Linked DNA regions of Homo sapiens: region 2 is linked to region 1. Evidence: chromatin contacts called from ENCODE Hi-C or POLR2A ChIA-PET data. All regions are on one chromosome and are shown on one strand. Each heading gives the region's core, a stretch centred on a gene start or an enhancer-like site at or near the end of the contact. The rest is flanking DNA. Distances are from core to core; before and after follow the strand shown.

Evidence for each region. Hi-C counts contacts between places; a loop is a spot of excess contacts on that map. ChIA-PET counts read pairs that join two places held with the same protein, here RNA polymerase II (POLR2A). Pooled maps may share reads with other maps.
Region 2: a loop to region 1 is called in a pooled map, with 3 times the contacts of the local background. The contact joins two enhancer-like sites. A Hi-C loop is called at or near these places in 2 of 50 pooled maps. POLR2A ChIA-PET finds 5 or more read pairs at or near these places in 3 of 52 experiments (CD4-positive, alpha-beta T cell, Caco-2 and GM10248).

What each region holds. Positions count from the first base shown.
Region 1 is chr14:91,362,089-91,369,646 of GRCh38, forward strand. All of the region lies in intron 3 of CCDC88C (coiled-coil domain containing 88C), which reads right to left. LOC107984673 (a long non-coding RNA gene) reads left to right here and starts at 7,451. Exons shown (of 2, transcript XR_001750858.2): 1 at 7,451-7,558. RefSeq lists enhancers at 2,072-2,291, 2,952-3,201, 3,561-3,650, 5,388-5,467 and a silencer at 2,412-2,461. Within about 2 kb of position 4,848, at least 5 of the 41 ENCODE cell types and tissues checked have a DNase peak (open chromatin) inside an H3K27ac peak, as active enhancers do.
Region 2 is chr14:91,856,987-91,860,037 of GRCh38, forward strand. All of the region lies in intron 1 of TC2N (tandem C2 domains, nuclear), which reads right to left. Among named protein-coding and RNA genes, the nearest start is that of TC2N, 9.0 kb to the right of the region's middle. Within about 2 kb of position 1,802, at least 2 of the 41 ENCODE cell types and tissues checked have a DNase peak (open chromatin) inside an H3K27ac peak, as active enhancers do.

The DNA of each region.
Region 1 (7,558 bases), core at 3,598-6,097:
CCAGGCCTGGTGACGCATGCCTGTAACGTCAGCTATTTGGGAGGCTGAGGCAGGAGAATTGCTTGAACCCAGGAGGCAAAGGTCGCAGGGAGCCGAGATCGCACCACTGCACTCCAGCCTGGGCAACAGAGCAAGATTCTGTCTCAAAAAAAAAAAAAAGAAAAAAAAGACTACGTTCCAGTGTTCCAGTCAACCCAAAAAACAAAGGTCATCACCAGCAAACCAGCCACAATCCCCTTTCCAACTCTTGGCTAGCTTTCTTCTGCCATTTGTCCAAGCTCAGCCCTGTATCAGGGTGAACGTGTTTATAAGCGAGATGCAATATGTGAAATCATCCTGTTTTGTTGTTTTGTTTTTTGAAATAATCTGAAGGTCACTGCAAAAAATGCAAATTGTTATTTTTATGTGAATGTTAATCTAAGCAAAACACTGCTAGAAATATTGCTAGAAAATGTATGTGTTCTCCTTCCAAAACAGGATGTTTAATTTTGTCTAATCAGTACTTTCTAGTTTTCCCACAAGAAACATGTGTCATTTGTGCAATTAAGAAATAACGTTTTGCCGGGCGCGGTGGCTCACGCCTGTAATCCCAGCACTTTGGGAGGCTGAGGCAGGTGGATCATGAAGTCAGGAGATCGAGACCATCCTGGCTAACATGGTGAAACCCGATCTCTACTAAATATACAAAAAATAAGCTGGGCGTGGTGGCGGGTGCCTGTAGTCCCAGCTACTCAGGAGGCTGAGGCAGGAGAATGGCATGAACCCGGGAGGCGGAGGTTACAGTGAGCCGAGATTGGGCCACTGCACTCAAGCCTGGGTGACAGAGCGAGACTCCATCTCAGGAAAAAAAAAAAAAAAGAAATCATGTTTTAGGAACAGACAATATCTTTCTGAGTTGTTCCTTTCAAAACACCATGGTTCTCCTAAGATGTAATCCTATGGCCAAAGCTACTCTCGAGCCATTAACTGGTCCCCTTAAAGAACCATCAATCACATTTCCAGCAAAAACTGGCTCAGATGCCAGGGCTGTCCAGCAATATACATAATTGAGACACATTAATTTCAAATTTTCTATTAGCCATCTTTAAAAAAGTAAAAAGAAACAGGTGAAAATATTCAACTTTAATTAAGCCAATATAACCAAAATATAATCATTTCAACCCATAATTGACATAAAAATGTATTATTTTACTTTTTTTTTTTGGAGAGAGGGGGTTTCACCATGTTGCCCAGGCTAGTCTTGAACTCCTGGACTCAGGCAATACCCCCACCTCGGCCTTCCAAAGTGCTAGGATCACAGGTGTGAGTCACCTTGCCCGGCCTTTGCATTCTTTTTCCATACACTTTGAAATCAGTGTGTATGTTACACTTACAGCACATCCCAATTCAGATGCTAAATTTTCACTGGAAATACTTGACTGTTTCCAGATTTCACAAAATCTAGAGTTGAAAAAGTTCATTTGTTGGAGGTATAATATGCGAGATTAAGAAAAAATAATAAAAAAAAATTTTTAAGAAAGAAAAAATAGACTTGTATTCCCAGGTTGTTCCAAACACATTTAAAAGTTTTCCTACAACTGAACTGAGTACCAGTTTTTAAATTTAAATGAACTAAAATAAAAAATTCATTTCCACAGTCACACTGCGGTATCTCCAGGCCCTGAAGGCCACATGCGACTGGTGGCTACTGGGCCCCAACACCAGGCCTTTGCCCTCCCCCGCGGGGAATGTGGTGGGGTGAGGGGCCTCTGGGCTGGCCCTCAGTCTGGCAGGGACGTGAGGAGGCTGCTGACGAGGGGACCCTCCCACGTGGCATCAGAACAGAAAGCCACTCACTTGGAGGCTGCAGCTGATGCTGTCCTGCCAGGGCACCTGGTCACACCCCAGCCAGCCACCTGTGAGGCAGGACCACACCAGGCTGGAGAGTGCAAGCCCAGTGGTGCTCTGGACAGGCCCCCACATTTGCCAGTGAGCCCTCCTTGTGCCACTCTAGTCTTTGCAATGGCAGAAACAAGTGCCAAGGCAAGCTTGAGGGACAAGGGACACACACCAGCCTCGCTGAGGCCTCTGTCTTGTCACCGGTCCTTGTGGTCTGATGGACAGGGAAGAAGAGGGTCAGGCTTGGCACATGGCCCTCCAAGGGAACCCCCTTCCGCAGAGCACATGGTAGGGGTGTGGCATTGCAATCCAGGGTAGATTGCACTCCTCCCCACTTCTCCTTTAGGTTTGCTTTCGGATCCTAAAATAAGATTTTGCTTTTCATAAATGACTTGCTTTTCAACTGCATCCTGGAATGACTCCTCGGCCAATTAAATGCTTTAAACAAACCAAAAGAAGTCAATGAACAAAGGGTCAGAGGCAGGTGCATTTGTGTTTTGGATACTGCAGGGGCCACTGGTGTCCCTAGGGGTTGGGGGAGAGCAAGGCTGAAAAGCGCTTTGTAATCTCACAAGGGGAGAGGGCCCACCCACCTGACAACACCCTGGCCTCAAATCTAAAATCTAGGCTCTTATCAGTCACCCCAAGGGGGAGGGTTGGGGTGGGCCAGGACCCCCTCAGGAAGCATTTGTCACCCCGGCAGGAAGGTGGCAGGGGCAGCAGTTGTGTCTGCACACGGTGTCAACAAGCCTCCATTCCCAGCTCCCAACCCAGATCACAGGAAGCAAACTGAAGGTGGCCCAGAGCATGCTGCATCTCAAGGCCTGTAGCGGTGGCTTTCCAAGGTCACAGGCGTAGAGTTCTAAGAACAGAACCAAAGAGAAAGCTGATTCTATTAGAACCTGCTGGGGACAAACATCAATGTACTTGTTGAGAAATCGGGACCATCCCCAAAACACAGGATACAGGTGTCCCACTCCAGGCTTCATAGGCAATGAAGCTCTGACAGGGGAGGACGACATCAGATCGTAGCGGCGCCTGGTTAGGGAGTGACGCCCATGCTGGGTGGTGGGGCCACTGCAAACAAGACCAGCGTCCAGGCCAATGCTGTGACGCTAAGCACTTGTCACTGCTGGCTCCAGGAGGCCACAGGCACCCTACGGTCCCCTCCAGCCTAAGTGCTCTCCTCCTCTCCTCCAACTCCCTCACCCCTCACCCCTCACCCCTCCCAGGCAGGTTTCACCTTGCTGGGGCTTCTGCCCTCCTGAGAGGCAGGACAGAATGAGAGGCAGGACAGAATGAGTGGCAGGCAGGTGTCTGGAGCCCATGAAGCAGGTAGGGACCAGGACGGGAAGGGACTAGGCTGGGAAGGACCCAAGGAAAGGGGTCTGAGCGCCTCCCTTCTCCACCTACGGTGGCCCCTCACGCCCCACATGACCCTGTATGGCTCCTGGGGCTTGTAGATGAAGCTCATTTTCTGTTTTGTCCAGTTGAGGCCATTAAACTGTTAGGGGGACAGGCCGCCTCATTCCTTTTCAGCCAGTCTCTATCTGGGACTTAGAAATGGTGCATCCACTCAACCACGTTCGCCACGGGCTCAATGTCTTGGAGACCCTGAACTGAGCCTGTGCTTTCTTTTGGGACCTCCACCCTTGGTTTGGCAACAAGGTACTCAGCTCAAGTACCTTAAATGACATCCTTAGCCCCGCTCTGAGAACAAGTATGTAGACCCCAACTCTGAGTCAACCATCTACTATGCAATCTGTCAACCACAGACTATTAAAGGCCCAAATCCTCCCCAAAACTACAAAAGGAAGCATGAAAGAGGTGTGAGATTAGAGAACAGCACTCTAACAGTCTTGCTGCAAATTAACGCTGGGGAACGGTTCAGGACGCTATGGCCACTCATCCCATTTAGGAAGGCAGCAAAGAGTGCTCAAAGGTGTAAAAAGATACATAATTGTATGTACAGTAGGAAATGGATGTTGAAAAAAGAAAACAAAACCTCAAAGGAAATATATTACACTAAAATGACAGAATTTTCTTTATTAGAGTGATTAGGGCAAGAGCAAGTTTCCCCAGCATTTTCTAAATATTCTGTAAAGGTTCTCACAGAGACCATATAGTCAGAGGCATCTATTTAACTAGGTATTTCAGCTGTGAACATGACAGACCTACTTAAAAAATACACACACACACACACACACACACACACACACACACACACACACACACAGGGCTGGGCATGGTGGTTCACGCCTGTAATCCCAGCACTTTGGGAGGCCAAGGCGAGCGGGTCACCTGAGGTCAGGAGTTCAAGACCAGCCTGGCCAACATGGCAAAGCCCCATCTCTACTAAAAATACAAAAACTAGCCAGGCACAGTGGCATGTGCCTGTAATCCCAGCTACTTGGGAGGCTGAGGCAGGAGAATTGCTTGAACCCGGGACGCAGAGATTGCAGTGAGCCGAGATTGCGCCACTGCCCTCCAGCCTCGGCAACAGAGCAAGACGGTCTAAAAAAATATAAAAATAAAAAAAAACAAGAAACAAACAAACAAAAAACCATGTATCTGTATCTATATCCATATATCTATAGCCACTCTTTCCTCTGAGACAATTCACCAACTATCCAAGATGAGGAATGAAGTAGATTGCCATTTTAAATAATAGCCACAAAAAGCAAGCTGCACCTTCAAGCATCTTCTCATCAGGAGAAGCCAAGCCTCTTGATTGGGAAGAACAGATGGGAGCCAGGAGCACCCAAGGGGTCTGTAACCAGTGAAGGGGGACGGGGTCCTGGGCGAAAGGCTGACTCTCAGGGTATAAGCCCTGTGAAGACAGAGCCTCAGAGGTCCCAGAAAAGGCCCACTCAACACCTGAGGCAAAGTAAGGGCCTCCTGAAAAGACTTAACAACCTGCCAGGGCCATCTCAACCACTGTGCCTGCTCCAACAAAAAGGTCATTTTCTCCGCAGGTGGGAGAAACATTACAGTCCTGGGAAAGATGCAGGTGGAAACACCGTTCTGTGCATGTGGCAGAGGTTAGCTTCAGTATCCACTGAAAACACTAGGACAGTTGGACCAAGAACAATGATTTCACGAAGAAATGGGAAGAATTATTTTTCTCCTTCTAAGTGAAACTGAATCTCGCAGCTTGATATTTTACCAGGAAGGAAGAATAAACGCTGCCGAAAGCCAAGCGTTTAGGCCCACAGGATGCCCCTCATGTGGCTATGAATGGGAGCTGCTAATGCAGAATAAATGAGAGGGAAATCCCAGAAAAGTTAAGATGAACGCCCAGCACAGGCATTCAGGATGAAGGTGACGCTCACGGTTGCCAAGGAGACCAAGATGGTCCAAACAGCAAAGAGAGCCTTCCACACAGCCAAAGCAAAACCACAAAGAATGCCGCTGTTGACCCACACACGCTAACAGTCAAGACTGAAATAGCAGAAGCATGAGTGACGTCGGCTTCGCAGGTGCACCCAGCACACCTCTAGACACCGTCTTCCCTGGTGCCCAAAGCCGGGGCATTTTCTACACCTTTAGGTCTGCTCTGGGGTTCAGATATTCAGAAGACACGTACTGTGTACACCTTGCAGCGAGCAGAGAACTCTCGGCCTGTCTGGGAGGGAGGTAGACAGTGGCAGCACAGCACAGGGAGTACTGCCAAACTGCCCAGACAAGTCTGGGAAGGCTTCCCAGAGGAGACAGCTTCTGAGCTGGGCTGTAGAGAATGCTTAGGAGTCTGACACGTGAGGGACAGAGCCAGGAAATGTATTAACTGCTAAGTGTGGGCAGCAAGTCAACCCTTCGGTTACCCTGAGCATCAAACTGAACTACCAACACTCTCTGCGCTTCCCACGAGGGTGCCCTTCCTCCCACAGCCCCATTACCACCAGATTACCACCTGCCAGACCCTACTCGCCCTCCAAAGCTCAGCTAAAACGCCCCCTCCTCTAGGCAGCCACCTGATGCCGGATGATTTTTTTCTCCCCTGAACTCCTAATGCTTCCTCAGCCCCCTTCTGCGGCACTTTCTACACTGTGCCATGTCAATCAACTCCCCACTCCGAAGTGGCAAAAAGCTGCTAATAGTGACAGTTGGGAAAATTAAATCAGAAAATATTCCTCAAAATATATATTGAGTACACAGTTTTTAAAAACCTCTTTTGTGGAGGAGGTGTCTTCTCTGTCTCTTCCATGTTGACAAGGGAACCAAGATCTGAAAACCTACTGTTCTGCTCTATCACTGCAATGAGGGTGGTTTCTCTGCTAATTCCTGTGCCTTGAAACCTGGAAAATCTGACACCATATTCCTTAAGATTCACAGCCTGTAGCTGTTAACAAAAGTTAAAAACATTTCAGAGGGAAAAAAAGCTTCGAATTTGTTTTAGAATTTTCCATTAGAACTTGTGTAAGTAGAAGATTGAATATAGATTTTTAAAAACATTCCAAAGTGAACTGGTAATGCTGGCTTGAATATACCATGCTTTCCAACTGTAAAATCCCAAATGCAATAGTTTTATGAGCAAACTAAGCAAAAGTAAATTAATTTTAAATTCCTAAACTACAGAAGTGACTTCAGACAGGAAAGGCCCCACACGTATTCCAGTGTTCCCAATGTCTAGTCCAGTGCTCTAGGAGGGGTGTCGAAACCCTGCATCGATTTAACACTTCCAGAAACGGCACGGTGCTGGCTGTGCTTCAGGCAGGTGGGATGCTTTTTGAGGGCCCCCAAGAGAACCCTGTAGTCAGGAGGGATATTCCACAGATCTCCTTTGCAGGTGTTGGAACGTCTACGCTCATGCCACTGATTAACTCTCCACAGGACACATCTCACAACCTCTTCCTGGATTTGGCCAGAAGCAGCCCCTGAATGCACCTCAACAACTTGATGGCCAAAACAAAAACCACCTGACGACCTGGCACTGGCAACCAGCCAACCTCAGGCCCCGTTACCAGAAACACCAGACAGTGAAGAGGTTCCATCTCCTTTCTCCTCCTTCCTCCCTGACATTCATGCGAGGTGGCCAGGACAAGAATTATGAGCATTTCCAGTGGGAGGGAACAGCCGCAGCACAATGTCGCTGATCGTTTGCCAGCAGGGCCTGGAGCAAGACCGGGGTTGGAACCTCAGGCCTGGAGAGCTTCCCTCATAGACACCATCTTCATCACCTCATGCCCAAAGCCAGAGCACTTTCTACAGCACAGGCCCGCCCCAAACCTTCAATAACGACTCACGACACAGCCTGTGGCCCAACCCCAGCCAATCACACCCGCCAGGCTGGAGTGCAATGGCGTGATCTCGGCTCACTGCAACCTCCACATCCTGGGTTCAAGCAATTCTCCCGCCTCAGCTTCCGAAGTAGCTGGGATTACAGGCGCCTGCCGTCATGTCCGGCTAATTTTCGTATTTTTGTAAAGATGGGGTTTCATCATGTTGGCCAGGCTGGTCTTGAACTCCTGACCTCAGGTGATCCACCCACCTCGGCCTCCCAAAGTGCTGGGATCACAGGTGTGACCCACCATGCCCGGCCAATTTTCTTATTTTTTATTCATTATTATTTTTCTTTTTTTTACCTCTGGAACATAGCACATTTTCTAACATAGCCACTGAGAGGAAAACCCAAGCAGTGGTTTGTCCTTGCTGCCTGCACAAAGCCCAGGCCCACATGCTT
Region 2 (3,051 bases), core at 552-3,051, 490 kb after region 1:
AAGATCCTGTGGTTTATGAGAAAGAGCGCTAGACCAAGAGGTAGATCAAGCAAGAGACCCATCTGCCAATCTGCCACTCACTCCCAGCGTTCCCTGGAGCTAGTCAATGCCCCACTCCAACCTCAGAGTCCTCATTGTAAAGGCAGTTGGCCCTCATGACAGAATTTCTAGATCCTTTCAGTTGTCATGGACTATATTCTATACTTTTCTGGAAGCATTCTCAACAAAATATAATTAAAATTACCTCCCTGGTACACCCATAGTGTATTTCCAGAGGGAAAACGTTGCTAGAAACTCCATTCCCAGTTTGTAGAAAGTGGCCAGGAAATGGGTCTGATTTCAAATCTTTCTGAAATGCAACGAGAGGAAAGCACTGAGGGAATGCCGAAGTGGGGCCACTTTAGTCTCCCAAGTCCCAGGAACCGTTTATAAACCGAGTCGTGGCTTGGGTGAATGGCTTGGGTATTTGGAACATTTGACGTGAAGAAAGATGTAGGGGCACCTGCTGCTTTCTCAGACAATAGGGAAGAAAAACACCAAGCACCTCCACACACATCATCTTATTTCTCAAAACAACTGGAGCCGGTATTATTATCCCCATTTAACAGATGAGAAAAGTGAGGCTCAAAGAACCTCAGTAAATTAGTCCAGGTCACAAACTAGTAAGTGGCAGGGTTGAGACCCAAATTCAGGTCTATTCAACTCCAATCCCAGCATTCCTTCCACTATTGGCAACAGATTCGCACTATGATGTACAGTCGCCTGAACCACAACAAAATTCCTCTAAAGAACCAGAGTGGTACCCAGCCCACTTTTCCAAGTTTGGCATAAAGAACAGAGCCATGCATTGAATTGGGAGTAACAGCTGTTTGGCCAGGGACCACAGCAAAAAAGTGTTCATGCAGGGATATTTAACCAGCTCAGTGCCCAGAACAGAGTAGAAGCTTGAAGAATATTTGGGTTTTTGTTGTTGTTGTTCTTTGTTTGTTTGTTTTTTGAGATAGGGTATTACTCTGTTGCCCAGGCTGGAATGCATTGGTGCCATCATGGCTCATTGCAGCCTCAACTTCCTGGGCTTAAGTGATCCTCTCACTTCAACCTCTTGAGTAGCTGGGACCACAGGCATGCACCACTATGCTTGGCTGATTCTTTCTTTCTTCTTCTTCTTTTTTTTTTTTTTTTTTTTGGTAAAGATGGGGTTTCACTATATTTCCTAGGCTGGTCTCAAACCCCTGGCCTCAAGCAATTACCTGCCTCAGCCTCCCAAAGTGCTGAGATTACAGGCGTGAGCCATCACTCCCAGCCAAGAATATTTGTTGAGAAGTTGAGTAAATACAGGATTCAGGGTTGACATCGACATCTTCAGCAGGTTACAAAAGAAGGATCTGAGGCTCAGAGAGGCCAGATGACTTGCCCTAGGTCACACAGCAGAGAGAATTGGACAAAGAACCAAAGATGTCTAGACTTTCAGACAAGGATCTTCCTGTCACATCACCGTAACTCCTCTGGCCAGGAAAATTTTTCCTGTACCTTTAATTAAATGCAGTATACTTTGGGGTAAATGAATGCTAACCTCCAACTGAGAACATTTATTTTCCTAATGAGTTCATTAGCAAATGACTCTGCTGCTTCAGGATGCAGAGATAGCTTGGTTAATGCACGTTTCAGTTTTCATATTATGCTATGAGTCATTTTTGTTTATCTTAGAATTTCTTTCCTCATCTGTTGTGTGTGGTGGCCCTAGTCACCAGGGATAGGAGCTTTGTCACTCACTCAGGAAGTGATGGACTGACCCCCTGCGAGTGGATGAAGAAACTGCTCTCATAAGCGTGGTTATGCAGATCAAAGAGTGGGTCCTCTACACATGTTCCCAATTAACTGTGGCCATCCCATTCCATATCCCTTCTACTCGCCAGCATAGTTTCTGATCCTTTAATAGCCCAAACAACAAGAGGGAAGCCCAGCCCAGCCAAAACAAAAGCAGAAAACAGCCAAACGAAGATGAAAACATCCTAGTGATTAGTGAGAGAGCTCCAGATATCCCAGTATCTGGAGCCACCTCGGGATACTGGGATATTTGGAGCTTCTCACCGCAAGGGGTCACCTTATCTGCACCTGGTGTCACTTCCCACAAGGACCCCAGAGCTCGGTCTCTAGCACCAGACTCTGTGCTTTCATACACACTGCTGGCCATCTTCACAATACCTTCACCCAAATGTGGCCATCTTCAATTCAGCATGTTTTATTTGTCCAGCTGTGTAATTAATATCTATGCATTTAACTGTATGTAAATCTTACCTTAACAAAACATAAAAATTAAAAAAAAAGAAGTAAGTTTAAAATGACATTCACCTTTCCCCTCTACCAAAACTCCTCCTCCTGAGGTCTTTAGCTCACCTCAGGGTGTGCCTTGGCTCCCTAAGCCTCCGTACCCGATCAATCACCAAGACCTATTGATTCCACCCATTCCACTTCTCCTGAAGCTTTCCCCTTCTCTGCATTTTCCCATCATCACATTCTACTCAACCTATTGACACTGACCACCTACTATGGGCCAGGCACTGTGCTAGGCTGTAAGTCTACATTATGAACAACACACAAATAGTATCATGCAGGAGTTTGCATTTAGAACCCCAGGTGGAAACTACACCACAGGGGCACTGGTAATACAGCAGAAGTGACTCCCTCTACACAGGGGTGGGGGCTTGGTGGGCTGCACAGACCACAGAGGTCAGGGATGGCTCTGGAAAGTTCCTAGAGAGGCTGATCTCTGTGGAAAGATGAATAGGCATTTGCCAAATGGGCAAAGAGAAGAACTGCATTCCAGCCAATGAGAAGAGCTCAGACAGGAGCAGCTGGAGGGAGTACATAAGCCATTCTGGTTTGTTGGGGATGTGTTTGTTTCTCCAAGAATTTGGTCTAAAGGAGGGGAAAGTGGTAGGAGCTGGAACTGGAGCAGCAGGCAGGAACCAGATCACGGAAGGTTTTGTCAATCCTATTCAGGAGTTTGAATCTTAACCTGTGGGCAGAGGGAATGTCAGTAGGGTTCTA